Linked DNA regions of Homo sapiens: region 2 is linked to region 1. The links are chromatin loops, found by intact Hi-C in ENCODE. Cell type or tissue: mammary epithelial cell. All regions are shown on one strand. Links, peaks and the distances in the headings refer to the core of each region. The heading gives the core; the rest is flanking DNA. Region 1 overlaps CFAP251 (cilia and flagella associated protein 251). Region 2 holds the start of LOC124903038 (a long non-coding RNA gene).

Evidence for each region. Peaks named below come from ENCODE experiments on the same cell type or tissue, not always from the same donor. Only the 100,000 strongest peaks of a DNase experiment are listed, where the experiment ranks them.
Region 2: it touches region 1 in a loop (2.5-fold over the local background); 7 of 110 quality-filtered maps call a loop at or near these places.

Annotation. Positions count from the first base shown.
Region 1 is chr12:121,949,369-121,960,701 of GRCh38, reverse strand. CFAP251 (cilia and flagella associated protein 251) reads right to left here. Exons shown (of 22, transcript NM_144668.6): 9 at 9,172-9,222; 10 at 6,368-6,582; 11 at 3,434-3,628; 12 at 2,180-2,430; 13 at 1,608-1,759; 14 at 1-117. Among named protein-coding and RNA genes, the nearest start is that of CFAP251, 36 kb to the right of the region's middle. RefSeq lists enhancers at 1,460-1,978, 1,979-2,498. In mammary epithelial cell, for the core only: a CTCF peak has its summit at 4,767 (motif pointing left); no DNase peak of the experiment used is centred there.
Region 2 is chr12:121,996,070-122,007,402 of GRCh38, reverse strand. It overlaps CFAP251 (cilia and flagella associated protein 251), which reads right to left. Exons shown (of 22, transcript NM_144668.6): 20 at 7,459-7,687; 21 at 5,805-5,906; 22 at 3,484-3,751. The coding sequence ends at 3,639. It overlaps LOC124903038 (a long non-coding RNA gene), which reads left to right and starts at 1,703. Exons shown (of 2, transcript XR_007063499.1): 1 at 1,703-1,791; 2 at 10,430-10,930. In mammary epithelial cell, for the core only: no CTCF peak of the experiment used is centred there; a DNase peak (open chromatin) is centred at 5,822; H3K4me3 peaks cover 369 bases; H3K27ac peaks cover 622 bases.

The sequences.
Region 1 (11,333 bases), core at 1,028-9,027:
CCCAAACAGGAGACTTCGAATGCTTTTGCGATGAGAGCGAAGTCTTGCTAAGTACTCCCAGACCCTCTGTCCATTTCTGACCACCAGCATGTAAACAGCCACAGTAAAACTTCTATCCTGAAGATGAGCAAAAGAGAAGGAGTTATCCCATTTTACGTTTAGTAAATTAAGAATCATCATTATGGGCCAGGCGCGGTGGCTCACGCCTGTAATCCCAGCACTTTGGGAGGCCGAGGCGGGTGGATCACCTGAGGTCGGGAGTTTGAGACCAGCCTGGCCAATATGGCAAAACCCCATCTCTACTAAAAATACAAAAATTAGCTGGGCGTGGTGGCACATGCCTATAATTCCAGCTACTTGGGAGGCTGACACAAGAATTGCTTGAACCTGGGAGGAGGAGGTTGCAGCGAGCCAAGATCTGTTGCACTTCAGCCTGTACAACAGAGCAGGACCCTATCAAAAAAAAAAATACTAAGAATATTTTTTTCAAAAATAATCTTAGTCTATTCAAGCAAGTAGTAAAACAATATCCATTTTAGTTTTAGTTTAGTTTTTTTGGGTTTTTTTTGAGACAAGAGTCTTGATCTGTTGCCCAGGCTAGAGTGCAGTGGCCTGATCACGGCTCACTGCAGTCTCAGTCTCCTGGGCTCAAAAGATCCTCCAGCCTCAGCCTCCTAAGTAGCTAGGACTACAGGCACATGCCACCATACCTGGCTAGTTTTTTTTCATTAGTTTTTGTAGAGATGGGGGGTGTCTCACCATGTTGCCCAGGCTGGTCTCGAACTCCTGCCTCAAGCAATCTGACTGCCTCGACCTCCCAAAGTGCTGGGATTACAGGTATAAGCTACACCTGGCCTAATGCCCATTTTACAGATAAGAAAATTAAAGTTAAAAGCAGAAAACTGAAAAGGTAGCGGGGAAGAAAGTATGAACGTGAAACTATGGTTTTACACTCCTTTCCAGGTGCCCCCTCGCTGTCTGTGGAAAGCCAAAAGCCTGACTCTTTGTGCCTTCGTCCTCCCTTTTCTTTGTCCAGCTACATATAATAAAAAAGCTATGTGTTTTTGAAAGGTATGAAGGCTGCAAGTGAACCCAGTTGGAGTGGGAGAGCCTGGCCTGAGGGGACACAGAAGCTGGACTGTGTGCACCCACAGTATGCTGAGACAGCTTTGGCTTCAGAAGCGTTGTGTACACAAACCGGAGGAGTGGCCGCACCAGTGTGGGGATGGAGAGCGCCGGAAGGGACAGGAGTTTAGCGAAGACCACTGCTTTTCCCTCCCAACATAAAGGCAGACCAACATACCTGCCTTATAGCTCACTGTAACCTCAAACTCCTGGCCCGCAGGGGTCCTCCCGCCTCAGCCTCCTGGATAACTGGGGCTACAGATGTGTGCCACAAGGCCTGGCTAATTTTTAAAAAGTGTTTTTGTAGCAGTGGGGTCCTGCTGTGTTTCCTAGGCTGGTCTTGAATTCCTGTCCTCCAATGATCCTCCCACCTCGGCCTCCCAAATCATTGGGATTACAGGTGTTAGCTACTATGTCTGGCCTCTTTTGGTTTCAAATAAAATTGCTAAGCCACTGGATGGGTTGTCCATGAAAATACTTACAGCAGTTGCCATATACTGGGAGTCATGGGAAAAGCTTATATGAGTCACACTGGTTCTGGAATATTTGAAAGGCTCTGGGCTTTCATTTTCTAAAGACATTGCATCAAGAATGTAAACTGTCCCCTCTGTAAAGCCAGCTCCAAGAAGGGCTCCTGAAATGACAAGCCAGAGAACGATGGAAAAGGATTACATTCATTCAAGAGATGTTGAGTCTGTGCCAGGCTTTGTTCTGGGTGCGGAGAAGACAGCAACTAACACAACAAAGCTCCCGTGCGGAGAAATGAACCGAAACGCGTGATCTCCTGGGGTGAGCGCGCAGAGACGCACAGATAGGCCCAGGACACCGCGGGAGCCCCAGAGAGAAGGCGCCTCATCCAGCCTGCTGGGGTGAGCGCGCAGAGACGCACAGATAGGCCCAGAACACCACGGGAGCCCCAGAGAGAAGGCGCCTCATCCAGCCTGCTGGGGGCTGGAGTCGGGGAGACTTCCTGGAGCTATGCCAGCCCAGGTGCATCCATCCCTTTCAGGGCTGTCCATGTGGAACCGATGGTAGGCTGATAAGATGAAAATACCTTCGGGGTTGTAGGTCAGACTCTGGACTCCAAGCCCCTTCTCAAAAACCCTGCTGAAAAGATATTGTTTGTTTTCATAATTCCACACTTTGATCATCCCACAGATGCTCCCGATGGCAATGAGGGGTTGATATGGGTGGCAGGAGATGGCACAAATGGCATCCTTGGGCTCTACAAATAACTTCTCAAGTTTGGTCCCATCTGTTGTTAAGTGGTACACCGCGGCATCAGATGTTCCAATGATAAAATTCCTGTTTGCCAAGGAGAGACCAAACAATATCAGTGTTTGCAGGGAATGGGGCATGCCAGCTATTCTGCTTCTAATTGCACATAAAACGCCTCTGTCGTCTGTAATTTAGTGACATTATTAACCCAACATTTCCAAAAATATACCACCAATACCCAACAGCCTCCATTTGCAAGTGAAAAAGCCCACTTTTCTCCATGTAAATTGAGTCATTAAGTATGCAGATGGACAGTCAGTTGTACAATTAGCTAATCTGCACATGCAAATATTCATTTGTGTATGCAAATATGGAGTTTGGTGCACACATACAGATGTGCCTGTAACTACTGCAAGGGTAATTAAGCAGACTCACAGATAATTCGGTCTTGAAATGTTATGGCTATTAATTATCCAGTGCCTTTAACTGCAGTGGCTAGGACAAGCTCAGCTTAGAGAAAAGAGACCAACCTGCAGCAAAAGACTCCAGACTCAACAGAGGTGAGAGATCAGGGATCAGGACTTTACAGCTTCCAGTTACTAAAGAGTCTTAATATTAAAGTCATGTTTCATTAATTTTTTTTTTTTTTTTTTTTGAGACAGAGTCTCGCTCTGTCGCCCAGGCTGGAGTAGAGTGGCGCTATCTCAGCTCACTGCAAGCTCCGTCTCCCGGGTTCACACCATTCTCCTGCCTCAGCCTCCCGAGTAGCTGGGACTACAGGCACCCGTCACCACGCCCGGCTAATTTTTTGTATTTTTAATAGAGACGGGGTTTCACCATGTTAGCCAGGATGGTCTCGATCTCCTGACCTCGTGATCCACCCGCCTTGGCCTCCCAAAGTGCTGGGATTACAGGCGTGAGCCACCACGCCCGGCCTTATGTTTCATTAATTTTTTAAATGATCCAGTGGTTATCACAATCAGCCAGGGAGATATCCCAGGAACAACACGAACCTCCCACTGTATGCAAACTAAAGAAGACAGTGATCATTTTTCAACCATTCTAATGACTAGATTCATTAACAACTTACCTTAAGACAAAAAGGTCACCTTTTAAAGTGCAGTCAGGAGGATAGTTTGATTTTTCAGTAGGAGGAGTTGCTGGGGTCTTTGAAAAGGACAGAGTTCTTATGGCGCCCAGTTTCAAGTGACTGTACCAGTTAACAATAGACAGGGTGTGATCATAGAACTTAATGTTCCCCTTAATGTCACCTGTGACAATGTAGCTGAAATGGAGAATAACATCAGTTTTGCAAATAGCAATAATAACAAGTAGCATCTATATAATACCTAATTATATGTCAGGCTCTGGATTCTGGGGCATTGCAAAAACTTAATTTAATACTCCCAACGAGAATGATTTTACTGTTATCCCAATTTACATCTAGGAAACTAACTTTCAGAGAGTTAAGAAATTTGCTCAGGGCATTGTGTTGCCAGATTTAGCAGGTAACAATACAGATACCCAGTTACTTTGAAAATTTGCATTAAAAAAATTTAGTGTAGCTGGGTGTGGTGGCTCATGTCTGTAGTCCCAGCACTTTGGGAGGCCAAGTCGGGTGGATCACCTGAGGTCAGGAGTTCGAGACCAGTCTGGCCAACATGGTGAAACCCCGCCTCTACTAAAAATACAAAAATTAGTCAGGTGTGGTGGTGTGCACCTGTAATCCCAGCTACTCGGGAGGCTGAGGCAGGAGAATCGCTTGAACATGGAAGGCGGAGCTTGCAGTGAGCCGAGATTGCATCATTGCACTCCAGCCTGGGTGACAAGCACAAAACTCCGTCTCAAAAAACAAAACAGACAAACAAACAAAAAATTTAGTGTAAGTACATCCCATATATTGCATGGGACATACTTATACCTGGCAATTTTATCAGGGCCATGTGGCTTGACTATGCAAGGAACCCAGGTATATCTAAAGCAAAGTCCATGCTCTCTGCTAGTTCTTCCCTGCCCTCCAAGATCAGCCATACGCAATGGAGGTGGACAAGGATTTACACTCCCCATATAACTACAGATGACAATGGAGAGAATCGCTTCACCAGCCCTCTGAAATCATGCAGGCTGGCAATGGGACACTAGCCACTTTACAGGAAGGCACTACTGTTAGTGTGATCATAAAACCCTGTCCAGTCATCACGGCAGAAGGCAGTGCCACGTGACAAAATGGCTTTCATTTCCAGTCCTTGGATCCATCCCAAATGGGCTTTTTAAAAAAGACTTTGACATAATTCTAATCACGGGGGGCAGATGAGGAGGATTTTTCTCTTACATATGCAGAGTGGTTAAATGAGGTTTCTGATTAATAAGCAAGGCAGGTGGGCTAATTGGCTTGAACATCTGTCCCTGCCCTCTGCTGGACAGAAGCAGCAATACTGACCAAGTATTTCCAGAGACCTTTTCCTTCTTGGACTCCCAGGTCCTGACTGGGTTTTATTAACTTGGAGAACCCAGGCCTGGTCTCCACTGGATCCTAAACCCCAACCGATTAAAGGTTGATTGCATGGCCAACTGCAGTTCTCCTATCTTCTCGCTCCACTGAGTGAGGGTGACAATTTGCATTTCTCTTTGTAAAACCATGTCAAGACCTCATTGTTCCCCTGCATCGAAAGAAAGGCGAATGGAAGCAAATGGGCATTTTGAAAGCAGATGGCCCAGTGACTCTAACCATATGGGTAGCGTCCCCATCACTAGGCAATTTTCTCCACACCTTCGGGAACTTCTCTCACACACTGACGATGGCCACCATTTACCTAGGGTTCCCCTGCACCAAGCATGTGCATCCATATCTCGTGAAATCCTCATAAAACCACTCTGAGAGAAATAGTACTGTTATGCCCATTTTACAGATGAAGAAATAGAGGCTCAACAAGGTTAAGTTCCTTGCTCAAGGTCACTCAGCAAGGAAGGGACCCAGCTGAAATGAGAACTCTGTCTTAATTAAGACAGAGTTTTGATGCATTTGATCTTCTCACAATGGGTAAATATTATTTTTGTTTTGTTTTGAGACCGAGTCTCACTCTGTCGCCCAGACTGGAGTGCAGTGGTGAGATCTTGGCTCACTGCAACCTCTGCCTCCTGGGTTCAAGTGATTCTCATGCCTCAGCTTCCCAAGATGCTGGGATTACAGCCGCACACCACCACACCTGCCTAATTTTTGTATTTTTAGTAGAGACAGGGTTTCACCATGTTGGCCAGGCTGGTCTCAAACTCCTGAGGCCACCCGCCTCGGCCTCCCAAAATGCTGGGATTACAGGCGTGAGCCACCGCTCCCAGCTGTAAATGTTATCTTGTAATCAGACAAAAATAATACAGCTATTCAAATTATTTTCTTACATTTAATGCATGTAAAATGTTGGGTGCAAAATCCATCCAATTAGCACAGAAGAAAAAATCTAGTTCCTTTTTGTTTCATCGACACAAAGGGATTTTTTAAACATAATGCATACTCATGATTTTTTTAAAAATCCAATTAGTATAAATGGAACTATAAAAAGAAGTAAATCCACCCCCATCCCTGATCTTAGTTCTCAGTTCTTTTCCTCAGAGGCAACCAATGTTCCCAGTTCATTATGATTCTCCCCAGAATACTTTATGCTATACAAAATATGCATATACATCCAAAAGAGGTTTTTTTTTTTTTTTTTTTTTTTTTTTTTTTTAAGACAGGAGGGTCTCACTCTAACACCCAGTCTGGAGCACAGTGGCAATGATAGCTCATTGCAGCCTCGAACTCCTGGGCTCAAGCAATCCTCCCATCTCTCTCTCTTTGTTTTTTGGTAGAGATAGGGTCTCACTATGTTGCCCAGGCTGGTCTTGAACTTCTGGCCTCATGTGATCCTCCCACCTCAGCCTCCCAAAGAACTGAAATTAGAGGTGTAAGCCACTGTGCCCAACCTCCCATAACAATTTTAAAATATTTTTATAATTATCCATAGTTATCTTTTAATTAAGTTAAAATTACCTATCAATTGTGGTAAGTACCGTGATACCCTCTTTCTGCAAATGAACCAATTTACAAGGCTTGATATAGGGAAAGCCCAAAAAGGTGGAGGCAGATGAGGGTGGGCGGTGTATGTCCCAGACAACCAGCTTCCCTTCCATTGTGGCTGAGAGTATTTGTGTTAAATTCAAGTGAAAGATGGACTGGCTAAACTTTCCCACAAGCTTGTTGAAGGTCTGTTTCAAAAGAAAGGTTATAGTTACTGTTGGTAATAAATATAAAACAAAGCATTTATCAATACGATATTTTATAATGCTATGCTGAAATATAGTGAGAAAAAGAGAAAGAAAAAGAAAACAATCACTAAAACCGTCTCCCATGAATTGCCATGGTCCAGGCAGTTCTGAACCTCTGGAAGTTTGCTAAGAGCAAGTGAAGGGTTATGTACTCTGTTCAATTACATTGTTTGTTTAAAGCAAACGAGAGAGTGGTTAATCACTGTTTATACCTGTTAAACTTCTCTTATGGAGGTTTCAGAGACTGGTGAAGAAACTAATGCCTGTTGTGAGTCAAAGCATGCTCTGGTTATAAAATAGCATAAAATAATTATCCCAGCCTCCTTTTATCATAAGGTATTTTCCCATCAGTAGAAAATATTTAAGCACTGTACATAGAAATGCCCTATTCTCTATGCTGCCCGATTCTCTAATAATACAGAGAAGATCCTAAGGTTTACCTCTTCTGACTTGAACACAAGAGGAATAGTAAAATAATGATTAGTCAAACAAGAGCACCAAGTTCTTTCTAAGAGCAGCACTGTTTCAATACATTTTTATCATTTCAAATGGCTCATTATTTGTGGATTCTGTATTTGCGAATTTACCTACTTTAAGAATTGATTTGTAATCCCAAAATCAATACTTGCAGCACTCTCACGGTCATTTGCAGAAGTGCATGTGCAGTGTGACAAATAATTTTACTCACTCAACATGCACATTTCCAGTTGAGGGCAGGCAGGGCAATGCTCCGCCTTCTTGTCTCAGCTCTGACTATAAACAAGTGTCCTTTTCATGGTCTATTTAGTGCCATGTTGTTTGCATTTTTGGTTGTTTGCATTTTTCTTGGTGATTTTAGTATTTAAATTGACCCTGAAACATAGTGCTGAAGTGCTGGCTAGTGTTCCTAAGCAAAAGAATGCTGTGATGTGCTTTATGGAGAAAATATGTAGGTTAGATGAGTTTTGTTCAAGTCATGAGTTATAGTGCTGTTGGCCATGAGTTCAATGTTAATGAATCAATGTTATATATTAAATAAAGTGTCTTTAAATAGAAATACACATAAAACAAGCTTATGTATTGATCAATTGGTGAAAATGTGACCAGAGGCTCACAGAAACCTACCCCTATATTTCCCTTAAGAGCAATAGTTAAGTATCTGCTAATTTGGTGTTTACAGAGACTTTATATAACATAACTACCAACAATAATGAGAACTGATGGTATTTTTTAGTACTTTCATTTATGAAAAACAAGTCTGCAGACAGAATAATCTCATTGTGCCCATCCATCTCAACTTTTTATTTTTTGTTTTTGTCTTTTGGCATGCCCTCTTAAATAAATTTCTACAAATCATACCGAGAGAGAAGCAAGTATGCAGAAAACTCATCATCAGGTGCTCCCTGAGAGCAGGTTACATGGGCAGCAAATGCAGAAAATGCTACAGGAGACGACTCAAGTTCCACCTCAGACACAAGAGCTTGCGGCAAGCAGGCAAGATAAAATGTTTTCTCAACATCTGGTTCACCTCCCTCTTATTGGCTCTCAAACATCTAAATACCTAATATCATGTATTATTCTGAAACTGAGCAGCTTTATAAGGGATCCACTCATGTTCAACGACTTTACTTACACTGTTTCATTCATTTTTTTTTTTTTTATATACAGGGTCTTGTTCTGTTGCCCAGGCTGGAATGCAGTGGCACAAACACAGCTCACTGTAGCCTTGACCACCTGGGCTCAAGTGATCCTCCCACCTCAGCCTCCCGAGTAGCTGGGACCACAGACTCATACCACCCTGGCTGGCAATTTTTTTTTTTTTTTTTTTTTTTTTTTTTTTAGTAGAAACGAAGTCTAGCCTGTGTTGCCCAGGCTGGTCTCAAACTCCTGAGCTCAAGTGATCCTCTCACCTCAGTCTCCCAAAGTGTTGGGATTACAGATGAGAGCCACTGCACCCCCACAACTTTCATTCCTTGTCAATATGCACATACACATTCTAAAAGCCATCACGTTTTTATATTTTCTCACAGCAATAACTCTTTGTATAACATTTTATTAGGGCCAGGTGCAGTGGCTCACGCCTGTAATCCCAGCACTTTGGGAGGCTGAGGTAGGTGGATCATAAGGTCAGGAGATCAAGACCATCCTGGCTAACACAGTGAAACCCCGTCTCTACTAAAAAAAAATACAAAAAATTAGCCGGGCGTGGTGGCAGGCGCCTGTAGTCCCAGCTACTCGGGAGGCTGAGGCAGAAGAATGGCGTGAACCCGGGAGGCAGAGCTTGCAGTGAGCCAAGATCACGCCACTGCACGCCAGCCTGGGCGACAGAGCAAGACTCCGTCTCAAAAAAAAAAATTATTTTTAACAATACTTACATGATTTTCAACTGACAATTCAATATGTATACAGGACCCAAGTAAAATTTTTCAAATTATTTCCCAGTAGCTTAATATCAAGATGTACAAAGAGTAGCCCGAAGCAGCTAAGCTTGCACATAAATATTTATTCTCCACAAAATCTGATGGACAAAAATGCAATAGGCATACTCACTTTTTCAGTTAAAAGTGGGGCACTGTGAGCCAGTGTATCCCTCTCTTCATACTGATAAGAGGAAAAAATAATCACTACTCAAAAAGACCCAGTTTCCAAAGGAAGAACGGCATTAATAATAAAAGCAAAACAAATACATCTAAACAAGGTCAGAAATTTGCAGTTTCTACAGGTAAGAGAACTTGCTGTCTTGGGAAATATCTAAAAACATTCTGAAAGAAAAGCAAATACATAAAAAATATAAAAAATGCCACAAATGATTATGACTTTTTTTTTCTTGAGATGGAGTTCTATATTAAATAAGGTGTCTTCAAGCAGAAACACATCTATCGCCCAGCCTGGAGTGCAGTGGCGCGATCTCAGCTCACGGCAAACTCCGCCTCCTGGGTTCAAGCAATTCTCCTGCCTCAGCCTCCTGAGTAGCTGGGATTACAGGAGCGCACTACCATGCCCAGCTAATTTTTTTTTTTTTTTAGTAGAGATGGGGTTTTGCCATGTTGGCCAGGCTGGTCTCGAACTCCTGACCTCAGGTGATCCGCCCACCTCAGCCTCCCAAAGTGTTGGGATTACAGGCGTGAGCCACTGCGGCCGACCTTAAGGTATTTATTAAAGTTTTAAAGGCTTATTAATAGAGAATTCGAATTTGCATTAAGTACTATGTAAAGTCACAATCGGCTGGGCACGGTGGCTCACGCCTATAATCTCAGCACTTTGGGAGGCTGAGGCGGGCAGATCACTTGAGGTTAGGAGTTTGAGACAAGCCTGGCCAACATGGAGAAACCCCGTCTCTACTAAAAATACAAAAATTAGCCAGGTGTGGTGGCAGGTTCCTGTAATCCCAGCTACCCAGGAAGCTGAGGCAGGAGAATTGCTTGAACCTGAGAGGCAGAGGTTGCAGTGAGCTGAGATCGCACCACTGCACTGCAGCCTGGATGACAGAGTGAGACCCCATCTCAAAAATAAAATAAAATAAAGCTATAATAAATATCTTAAATAATGACTATCACTCACAATCAGTGACTCAATGTGTTTTGGTTTTGTTCTACAATTTTTTATTGAGGTAAAATCCACTTAACATAAAATTAATCATAACCATGTTAAAGTGTGCAATTCAGCGGTGTTTCATACATTCACAATGCTGAGCAACCATCTAGATCCAAGACATTTTCATAACCCCAAAAGGAAATCTCCTACCTATTAAGCAGCCACTCCGTCTCTCTCCAGGCCTTGAAAACCACCAGTTTACTCTGTATCTGTGGACTTGCCTATGCTGGACATTCCATAGAAATGGCATCATACAACACGTGACTTTCGTGTCTGGTGTCTTTCATTTAGCATCATACTTTCAAGGCTGATCCATGTCACAGCATGTATCAGCACTTCATACAATAACATTCCATTGTATGGATAGACCACATTTTGTTTACCTACTCATCAGTTGATGAACACTTGGCTTGTTTCTACCTTTTGGTTATTACAAATAGTGCTGCTGCTGCTGCTGTGAACATTTGTGTAGAAGTATTTGTTTGAATGCTTCTTTTCAATTCTTTTACATCTTACCTTGGAATTGCTGAGTCACATAGCTATTCCATGTTTAACTTGAAACGTTTTTTGTTTTGTTGTGTTTTGTTTTGTTGAGACAGAGTCTCACTCTGTTGCCCAGGCTATAGTGCAGTGGCACCATCACCATCACAGCTCATTGCAGTCTCAAACTCCTGGGCTCAAGCAATCCTCCAGCCTCAGCCTTCTGAGCAGCTGGGACTACAGGCATGCATCACCATGCACTGTTAAATTTTTTTAAATAATTTTTTGTAGAGATGAGGTCTTGTTATGTTGCTCAGGCTAGTCTTAAACTCCTGGCCTCAAGTGATCCTCCTGCCTTGGCCTCCCATGGTGCTGGAAGTACAGTCATGAGCCACTGTGCTCAGCCTCAATGTTTTTTATTCTCATGATTTTGCCCTGTGTCAGTATATGTATCACTAATCTGTTTGCTAATTCCTTTCTAAAAGGGAAAAAAGACCAAGGTCTCAAAAAAAAAAAAAAAAAAAACCTGCTGTATTTTAGAGCCAGGTGTGGCCGGCTCACCCCTCTAATCCCAGCTACTTGAGAGGATTAAGCGGGAAGATCACTTGAGCCCAGGAATTTGAGGCCAGCCTGGGCAA
Region 2 (11,333 bases), core at 1,252-9,251, 46 kb before region 1:
TGAGGGCCCTATAAGGACCTGCCATTGGCCTTCATTCCAAAGCTAAGTCAGCTATGAAAAGAGCATGGAGTGGCTAGGCACAGTGGCTCACGCCTGTAATCTCAACACTTTGGGAGGCCGAGGTGGGTGGATCACCTGAGGTCAGGAGTTTGAGACCAGCCTGGCCAACATGGTGAAACCCCATCTCTACTAAAAATACAAAAATTAGCCAGGTGTGGTGCCGCAGGCCTGTAATCCCAGCCACTTGGAAGGCTGAGGCAGGAGAATCACTTGAACCTGGGAGGCGGAGGTTGCAATGAGCCGAGATTGTGCCACTGCACTGCAGCCTGGGTGACAGAGCGGCAAAAAAAAAAAAAAAGAAAAGAGCAGGGAGGCTTCAAATTCATTCATTCCATCATTCCACAAATACTTGTTGAGAGCTCATCGTCAAAACTAGGAGAGACCCCTATTTGAGCAAACGCTAACTCTTGCTCAAACTCTGGGTTTGGGAGAGGTTAATTTGCACCAAATGTCTTCCTGATTCTCGGGCACAGTTTCTGCTGTGATAATAATAGCTGCTGTCATATTTGGAGCTCTACCCTGTGCCAATAACGCTTTACTTGCACCATCTCTTCTCATCCGCACCACCACCGCAGGAGTTGCTCCGGGAGGAAACTGAGGTCTAAGAGCTTAGCCACACCCAAGGGCGCACAGGTGGCTAGAAAGTTGCAGAAGCTGAACAGGAGCGCGGCAAGTCCATGGGCTCCCAGCGCAGACGCTGTGCGTGCGAGGCCCTCACCTGCAGGTGGGACCGGGTCTGGAGCAGAGAGCTGGCGCCGGGGAGGCTCTTGGTGGTTCCTGATCCAGAACTCACAAACCGGGATGTAAGAGTCAGCCGGCCACAAGCCCCGTGTGAAACGCACAGGAATCTTTCTGCAAAGGAGCATCACAGTGTTTTTGGTGTTCAGCATTTAGTCCCTAAGTGTGATGCATGAGCAAGCTCCGCGACGCTGTCTTCTTTGCCATCCCTTCCTGTTGTCGCTGCCTTGCCACCCTACTGCTGGAAGCCTGAGCTCTCTGCACTGTATCCTCTTTCCTGCTGATGGGACCGGGCCACTGGGTCCTCCCTTTTCTCATCTTTGAGGCCAACAGGCTGGGCCTGCCCTGATGAGAGGTGAAGAGGCCCTCCTGGAGCTGAAAGGGGCAATTGGCTGTGCCCTGCTTTTGTCAAGGAAGTTGGGAGACAACAAAACCCAAGCACCTTGGCCAGGGCGGTGGCTCACATCTGTAATCCCAGAACTTTGGGAGGCCAAGGCAGGTGGATCACCTGAGGTCAGGAGTTCGAGACCAGCCTGGCCAACGCGGTGAAATCCCATCTCTACTGAAAATAGAAAAATTAGCCAGGCATGGTGGTGTGTGCCTGTAATCCCAGCTGTATCCTGGGAGGCTGAGGCAGGAGAATCACTTGAACCTGGGACATAATCTGAGTTATCTCAGATGCTAGTTTCTCTGGTGAAGGTTGCAGTGAGCCGAGACTGCACCACTGCACTCCAGCCTGTGCGACAGAGCGAGACTCTGTCTCAAAAAAAAAAAAAAAAAAAAAAATTAGCCAGGCATGGTGGCTGGTGGCACATGCCTGTAATCCCAGCTACTTAGGAGGCTGAGGCACAAAAATTGCTTGAACCCAAGAGGCGGAGGTTGCAGTGAGCTGAGATCGCACCACTGCACTCCAGCCTGGGTGGCAGAGCCAGACTCCATCTCAAAAACGAAAAACCAAACAACCCACAAACACCTGCAGAAAGAGGTTCCCAGGTAAGAAGGGTCCCCCTGCCAGGCTGGGCTGGGTGTGGGGTGGGATGCCATTCGTGCCAATCCTGCTGTCCATGGTGATTTTGGTCTCCTCAGTGAACATAACCGTAACCATGATCCATAACCAGGACCTCCACCTCCCCGCTCTCTGAGTCCAAAGGAGATGCTGAAGCCGGATGGGCAGAGAGAAAGAGCATCTGCCTGCGCTAGGCAGTGTCCCAGCTTAATGAACCTGCCATAGTGGGTCCAACTGACCACAGGTCGGTTCTGCTCAAGACAATTCCAATACATGCCATCAATCAGAACCAAATCAGAGGGCGCCAGATTCAATGAATGAAGCCCCCGGTTGGTGAGAGACTGCATCCAATTCCGAGTTATTTTTTGAAGAGAACAAGTCACTTGAGAGTTTCTTGTTCCCTAAAATGTCCCCAGGAACTTTTTAACTGGCTTGATACTAGATCTCCTAAGCCCTCAGCAGCTGCAAAATTGATTCATAAAGCTTGTTTTTCTTTTCATGTTTTTTAAAAAGAACAAAATGTAAATTAGGTTGCAAAGCCCTGGTGACATGATCTGACAAGCTGGCACCGGCAGAACCTTGGCCCGTGCTGTCTGCCCCAAGGTCACAGTGACACAGCCTGGTTTGGGGTAGACAGTTCCGTTCCACGTTCCGGGGCGTTCCAAAGATTCTCACCATGCCAGATTTCCAGCTGGACCCCACGTAGTGGAGGGGGCTTCGTGCATGAGTAAGGATGTGGTTGTTATTCTGTTTCTCTGCCACGGAATGTTCCTTCCGAGAAAGGCACTTTAAGTGGATCAGAAATGTTATCTCAGATGCTAGTTTCTCTGAGGAAGAAGCTGGTCTAGGGGGTGTGTTGGACGGAGTGTGTTGGAGAATGACATCTGGCACCTTTGCCTGAATGAGGCCTCAGAACGGATGACAAAACTCCAAAGTCAGACTAACTCTCATCTGTTCACACTACAATGCTATGCTATTTTCAAGGCCAAAATACTGCTATAAACTTAGTAACGCCCCCTGAACGTCCCAGAGCTGGGGAACCGGCCCCTATTTTTGCCTACTACATGTTTTGCGGCCCAGCAGAGTGTGAGGCGGCCAAGCCACCACACTGGTGAGTGTGGGTGCGAGGGAGGCCCCGGCCTCTGCTGGGCGGGGCTGCTCTGTGGTTTCTGGCGCAGGTGCAGCGTGAACAGGCTCGGGGGCGCTCAGAGGGGCTTCTGCATTCTCCTGGCAGCTGCCACCGGGGTTAAGCATGGCTAATGATGCTCTTTATAACGGTCACACACCACCACTTGGGTGTTTTGCTGATAAGAAGCCACAATCTGGGACTCTCAGGAGCCCGGCGCACCCGGCACCCCCACCCCAGCCCCACAACAGGCAGGGGTGATCCACACTGGGCCACACTGGGCGGAGGGTCCAGGTGGCCCTGCAGGGAAAGGGAATGAGGCCATGGACCATCATTTCCCTGGACCACATGTGTCGCGAGGGAGGCCTGCTGCTGGCTGAGGACCCCTCTGCCCCCTGAGACCACGCCCCCTCCATATCCCGTGCAAACCCCATCCAGGCAGCATCACCAGAGACCCAGAGATCCAGCCACCATGTACATCCAGCTGCCAGGGTTTTTCTCGCCTCCGCCCACTTTTCTATTTCAGAAACAGTGGAATGTCCAACTTTGTGAATTCCATTGCTCACCAGAAACTTGCTTTAATGTCTAAATGTTCTAAAGATGAGAGGGGGGAGGGAAATGCATAAAAAGCAGTGCCTCATGGAAAACACACACATGTGCATGCACACACACCCAAAGTCCTTTGTGCTTTAAACATTCCTGGTAACTTCACTGACCATCCTGGCCGGAATCTTCTGAAATGGTTAAGCCAAGAATTTCAGTCGCGAATATTTCTGCAGTGATTTCGTCTGGAAGTTCTTCTTCAAGGCAAATTTCTGAACCTAGCCAAAACAAGAAAAGAACACCAAATGCCTTCATGATGATTATGTTTCTTTCTTTTTTGGGTGAGGGGAGGGGTTTGAGACAGGGCCTTGCTCTGTTGCCCAGGCTGGAGTGCAGTGACACGATCATAGCTCACTGCAGCCTTGAACTCCTGGGGTCAAGTGATCCTCCCACCTCAGCCTCCCAAGTAGCTGGGACTACAGGCACACGCCACCACGCCCAGCTTATTTTAAAATTTTTTTGTAGAGATGGGGTCTCGCTATGTTACCCAGGCTGATCTCAAACTGCTGGCTTCAAGTGATCCTCCCACCTCAGACTCCCAAAGCGCTGGGATTACAGCTACCGCATCTGGCCTCAATGACTATGTTTCTAACTCAGGAGGATTTTCCAAAAACACAAGGAAATGCTACTAAACAAAAACAAGAGGGGCTTTGTGCTGTGATTTGGCTTTGATTCCTTGAAAAACTCTGGGTGGAAATTGCTTAAAAATCTCTCCTTTACGGAACAGAACGCTGTTAACCAAATCTCTGCAAACCTTACTGGAAAGCCTTAACCACATGGTATGATTGATTTTTCTGTTTCAAGATGCCTGGGAACACAGCAGAAATATATAACAATCAGGAAAGGTACATTCTGAGATCTGAAGCACATAAAGGAATGGGGTAGGGAGAGCTTGCAGGTTGGGAATGACCTGTTAGCTACTGGAGTCTGAAATTATCTGAGTTCAGGGACTTTGTTTAATTTGATGTGGGGAATGGACAATAAAAGGAGAGGGAAAAGGGGAATGGGTGAGGGGTCTTTGCACCCTCCTCAGTCTTGGTGATGGTGGTGGGATCTGACCATCCCCGGGCTTGTCAGCAGAGTTGCTCCTGTACCAGTGAGCCTAGAAGAGCCGTTTAGATTGGTTCCTCCTGAGCTGAAAGTCACGGCCCTAACTTCAGGTCCAGTGCACGAAAAGGTGAAAAATACTTAGGCTATAGCAGGAAGGGACAGGAGGATGATCTTTAAAAACCTGAAAGTTTTGGCAGCTTGTAGCTGGGCTTGTACTGCCCACCAAGTTGATGCTCTCTCCTTCTCCAAATCTTTCTCTCTCTCTCTCTCTTTTTTAATTGAGACAGGCTCTCACTCTGTTGCCCAGGCTGGAGTACAGTGGCACAATCCTCACTCACCGCAGCCGTGAACACCTGGGCCCAAGTCATCCTCCCACTTAAGCCTCCTGAGTAGCTGGGACTAAAAGCATACACCGCTATGCCCAGCTAATTGTTTTGTTTTGCTTTAATTAATTAATTAATTTAGAGACGGAGTTTTGCTCTTGTCACCCAGGCTAGAGTGCAATGGTGTGATCTCGGCTCACTGCAACCTCCACCTCCTGGATTCAAGCGATTCTCCTGCCCCAGCCTCCCAAGTAACTGGGATTACAGGTGTGTGCCACCATGCTTGGCTAATTTTCGTATTTTTAGTAGAGATGGGATTTCACCATGTTGGTCAGGCTGGTCTTGAACTCCTGACCTCATGTGATCCACCCTCCTCGGCCTCCCAAAGCATTGGGATTACAGGCGTGAGCCACTGCGCCCAGCCTGGTTTTTTTTTTGTAGAGATGGGATCTCGCTATGTTGCCCAGGCCAGTCTCAAATTCTGAACCTCAAGCGATTCTCCTGCCTTGGCCTCCCAAAGTGCTGGAATTACAGGCGTGAGCCATGGTGCCTGGCCCCCAAGTCTCTCTTTACATACCTATTCTCCTGAAACAGCTGTCAAACTGGATCCTCTACGGGTGGCCAATATTCACCCACCCAAGCCGGCAAGATGACAGGTCAGTGGAACAAAGGGAAAATAAGCCCAGAAGAAACAAAAGGACGGACAGAGCGCGGGAACAAAAGCCACCACTCACTGTTCTTTTCATAACTTATTCATGTGGGATTCCCAACAGACATGCTTTGTTATGTGCAGTCTTAGGGAGAGTGGCTTGCACCGATCAGGAGAAATAAATGTACTGAAGTCTACAACAAATCAGTGAGCCACAGCTACATGCCCAGACAAAGCCAGCTGGGGTACCTTTGACGGAGCAGGTTGCAGGCTCGGATTTCCATCCCTCGGGATTCAGGCCAAACAGTGAAGCAAAGCAATCCAACATCTCCTCCTCCGTCATATGCTCACCTGTGTGTCAAAGAGTGAGAAGGTGATTGTTTAACTCTTGAGGCTAAGCATACTGTCAGGGCTTAGCGTTATTATTCAGAGGTCTTAAAGAGAATTATCCCACTATTTTTTTTTCTTTTACTCAATTGAAAAAAAAATTTAGGCTGGGCGTGGTGGCTCATGCCTGTAATCCCAGCACTTGCAGAGGCCAAGGTGGGCGTATCACTTGAGGTCAGGAGTTCGAGACCAGCCTGGCCAACATGGTGAAACCCCATCTCTACTAAAAATACAAAAATTAGCCGGGTGTGGTGGCGCGGCCTGTAATCCCAGCTACTCGGGAGGCTGAGACAGGAGAATTGCTTGAACCCTGGAGTTGGAGGTTGCAGTGAACTGAGATCGTGCCACTGCAGTTCAGCCTGGGCAACAGAGCGAGACTCTGTCTCAAAAAAAAAAAAAAAAAAAGCAACAAAAACAATAAAAACTTTTCTGGTGGAGATGAAGTCTTGCTATGTTGGGCCAGGCTGGTCTCGAACTCCTGGGCTCAAGTGATCTTCCTGCCTCAGCCTCTGAAACTGCTGGGATTACAGGTGTGAGCCACTGCGCCCAGCCCCTTTTCTTTAGACACAAAAATGATCTAGAGTCCCATGGTACTGTCACATATGCTTCCTAATGGTGTTAAACAGGGTCCTCCAGGCAAGGAACATACATGGGGCTGGCATAGAGAAATAGGACAGCATGCTGCGGGGACCAGGCTCTGCTTCATTTCAAATTCCCTCCTCTCAGAACCACCCACTTGGACTAAGATGAAACTGTCATCCCAAGAGAGTTTACTTGACATCCTCATGTACAATAATGAGAAACATAGTAGGTAAAAATTAAAAAGTTTACTTTGGTGTGGTTGCATTTCACAAATGCAATCCAAATATTTGTTTTCTTTTCTTTTCTTTTTTTCTTTCTTTTTTTTTTTTTTGACAGTCTCGCTCTGTCACCCAGCCTGAACTGCAGTGGCGTGATCTTGGCTCACTGCAACCTCCACCTCCCGGGTTCAAGCAATTCTCCTGCCTCAGCCTCCCAAGTAGCTGGGATTACAGGCGTGTGCCACCATACCCGGCTAATTTTTGTATTTTTAGTAGAGATGGGGTTTCACTGTGTTGGCCAGGCTGGTCTTGAACTTCTGACCTCAAGCAATCCGCCCGCCTCGGCCTCCCAAAGTGCTGGGATTACAGGCATGAGCCACTGCGCCCGGCCCCAACCCAAATCTTATGACAGCCCAGGGAGATGGATCAGCTGGCATTTTTATTCCCATTTTACAAGTGAGGATGCCGAGTCTTGCTGAGGCTCAGGTAGTTGCAACACGAATCACATTCTTTTGCTTTCTAGCTCCGGGTCCCTCCCATTACTTCGTACTTGCCAGGGATGCAGGTGGGTCAGCCAGACCCCTCATGGCTCAAATCTGGTCAAATCACCTCTTTCATGAAAGATGGAGCTCCACAGGGGCTGGCTCCCCAAACTCAGTTCTCTACACTGGGAATGGCCCCAGGATGTTACCAGACATCCTGATGTATGTGCTTACCTTTAGTAACGAGCAGTCTCAGGAAGTCCTCTCTTCGAATGGCCTTTTTCCCTTTGGAGTTGGTATAACCGAGCACCTCAAAGCTCTTGTGGATGCCACTCATGGTGTTACCAAAAGGTGGCTTGTGGTTAAGGTACACTTTTAGGAAATCTGGTAAGTTGATCTTGTCGATTAGCTTTCCAGTGTCCACATATTCACCAAATTTGATTTCGTTAAATATATCATCAATCTAGGGGAAAGATGGGGAAAAAAAAAAGACCACAGTAAATAGAAAAGGCACCAGGATAGATTTCTAAAAATTGGACAGTAGGGCTGGTGCAGCGGCTCATGCCTGTAATCCTAGCACTTTGGGAGGCCGTGGCCAAAGGATCACTTGAGGCCAGGAGTTTGAGACCAGCCTGGCCAACATGGTGAAACCCTGTCTCTACTAAAAATACAAAAATTAGCCTGGCACAGTATGAGAATCACTTGAACCCTGGAAGTTGAGGTTACAGTGAGCCAAGAACGTGCCACTGCACTCCAGCCTGGGCAACAGAGTGAAACTCTGTCTCGGCGGGGGGAAAAAAAAAGAATACTAATTTTCCACAAACTGCACAAAAATAGAGGAAAAAGGAATACTTTCCAATTATTTTAGATGGAAAAATCCTCCAGAAAATACAAGAAATTAAATCCAGGAGCATACAAAATGATTGTGCACCATGATCAAGTGGGATTTATCCCAAGAATGCAAGGTTGGTTTAACATGTCAACCTCAATTAATATAATACATTATTATTAACAGAATAAAGGACAGAAACCACATGATCATCTAAACAGACATAGAAAAAAAGCATTTAACAAAATCTAACAACTTTACATGGTAAAAACACTCAACAAACTAGGAATAGAAAGAAGCTTCCTCAACCCAATAACGGGCATGTGTGAAAAACCCACAGCTAACATCATACTTAATGATGAAGGACTAAATGCTTTCTCCTCCTAAGATCAGAAAAAAAGACAAGGATGTCCACTCTCACCACTTCCCCCTTTTTTTTTTTTTTTTTTTTTTTTTTTTTGATACAGGGTCTCACTCTTTGACCCAGACTGGAGTGCAGTGAGGCAACCTCTGCTCACTGTAGCCTTGACCTCTCAGGTTCAGGCGATCCTCTCACCTCAGCCTCCAGAGTTCCTGGGACTATAGGCATGCTTGACCATGCCTGGCTAATTTTTGTATTTTTTTTTAGAGACGGGGTTTCACCATGTTGCCCAGGCTGGTCTCAAACTCCTGGGCTCAAGCAATCTGCCCACCTTGGTCTCCCAATGTGCTGGGATTACAGGCATGAGCCACCTGGCACCACTTCCATTCCACACTGTCCTGGAGGTTCTAGCCAGGGAAATTAGGCAGGAAAAGAAGATAAAAGGCACCCAGAATTGAATGGGAGAAGCAAAACTATCTCTATTTGCAGATAACACAATCATATATATATATATATATATATATATATATATATATATATATATATATATATATATTACACTAAAAACTATTAGAACTGGTAAACAACTTCAGCAAGGTTGCAGGGTATAAGATCAATAATATAAACATCAATTATAGGCCAGGTGCAGTGGCTCACCCCTGTAATCCCATCACTTTGGGAGGCTGAGGCTGGAGGATTGCTTGAGGCCAGGAGTTCGAGACCAGCTTGGGCAACATATTAAAAGACCCTGCTTCTACAGAAAACAAAAAATTAATCAGGCATGTGGCATGCACCTATGGTTCCAGCTACTCAGGGGGCTGAGGTGGGAGGACTGCTTGAGCCCACAAGTTCGAGGCTGCAGTGAGCCCATGATCATGCCACTGCACTCCAGCCTGGGACACAAAGTGAGACCCTGTCTTAAAAAAAAAATCAATTGAGGCCGGGCATGGTGGCTCAGGCTTGTAATTCCAGCACTCTGGGAGGCCAAGGTGGGTAGATCACCTGAGGTCAGGAGTTCAAGACCAGCCTGGCCAACACGGTGAAAATCTGTCTCCACTAAAAATACGAAATTAGCCCGGCGTGGTAGCGTATGCCTATAGTCCCAGCTACTCGGGGGGCTGAGGCAGGAGAATCGCTTGAACTGGGGAGGTGGAGGCTGTAGTGAGCTGAGATGGCGCCATTACACTCCAGCCTGGGTGACAAGTGCAAAACTCTAACTCAAAAAAAAAAAAACAAACTATTGTATTTCTTTACACACTAGCAGTGAACAGCACAATAATTATAATAAATTAATAAAACAATTCCAATTATAATAGGATTAAGAAGAATAAAGTACTTAGGAATCAATTTAACAAAAATGCAAGATTTGTGCTCTAAAAGCTACAAAATATTGTAAAAAAAAAAAAAACTAAAGAAAACATAAGTAAATGGAAAGACTTTCCATATTCAGGGATTGGAAGACTTAAATTTTTTTTCTTTAAGAGACAGAATCTCGCTCTATCACCCAGGCTGCAGCACAGCTGCCTCCCAAAGTGTAGGGATGCAGGAGTGAGCCATCATGCATGCCTTTTTTTTTTTTTTTTTTTTGAGAGATGATGGTCAGGAACGGTGACTCACACCTTGCCATCTCAGCATTTTGGGAGGCTGGGACAGGAGAACTGCTTGAACCCAGGAACTAGAGACCAGCCTGCACAACCTGGTGAAACTCTGTCTCTACAAAAAATACAAAAATGAGCCGGGTGTTGTGGCGTACGCCTTTGCATTCACGCATGTGCTGTTCCCTCGTGCCATCTCACTACCTCCTCGCCCCATGTACTGGCTACTGAATTTTCCATTTGCACCACTTCACTGCTCTATGTGGTTCATCACATGCGCGTGGATCCCTAACACACATGCTTCCTTTTGCTTTAAAGACGCCTTTAAAAGGAGATCATCTTAAACCCAGTCACTTGTTGCTCTCGAGTTGTCACCCGCAGGTTACAGATACTGGCTCATGGCATTTCATTCCCTTTCAGACTTCAGTTGCTTTGATTCATGCATCTGGATGAAGCAAAAAGAAAATGTGACAACTTGTCACTGCAAGAACTTAAAAACACCCTCCAGTGGGGCTGCACCAGGCCACCTCACTTTAGAGTGTGCACAGCTTCCCATCAGAGATAAAAGCTGTGACTCCAGGCTCCTAAATACCTTTTTGATAAGGGCTTTCCTTTTGGCCACCAGCAGATGATCGGGTGATGGTGTTACTACTGCCAACTCCTACAGAGCCCAAGCCCATGAGATCTTTTAGACGTTCATTCTTTGCAGCTTAAAAAAATAATAATTTAAAAAATTTTCCCCTTCTCATTTGGAAAGTTTGTGTATTTTCTAATTTTTCTCGAATGAGAAAAGGGTGCTGACATGCCTAGGTTTAAGTGGAAATGCGGGGCCAGTTAACACAGGACTCCTCACAGGACGCCTTATGTCACTGGCAAAACACGAGGAAGAGAGAAATATAATAAATAAAGAAACAAACAAAACTGTTCCTCACTGCCGTCAGCCTCTCTCTGTGCAGTATTTTTGTACCGTGCATGTAGCAGTCAGCTGAAATGCAGAAACCCCAATTATACCAGTGAAAGGGCTAGGAATTAGTAACTTATTTTAGCATTTACATTTTAACCTAGGATGTTTCCCAATAAACTGTGGGGTTTGGAATTTTACAAAGAAAGAATAAGAGCAACAGAGAAGTGGGAACCAATTTGCTTCCTCTCCTCCCTGCTCCTGCCAAAGAACAGGCATTCTACTTTGGTCTGTGGGAATGAACCAGGAATTTAATCTCTATTTGTACACATTACTTATCAATCGGTAACCAATTTCTCCATGTCCCACTTAAAAAATGTGGAACAAAAATTCAGAGGACACCAGTTTGCAGCACTGCCAAGC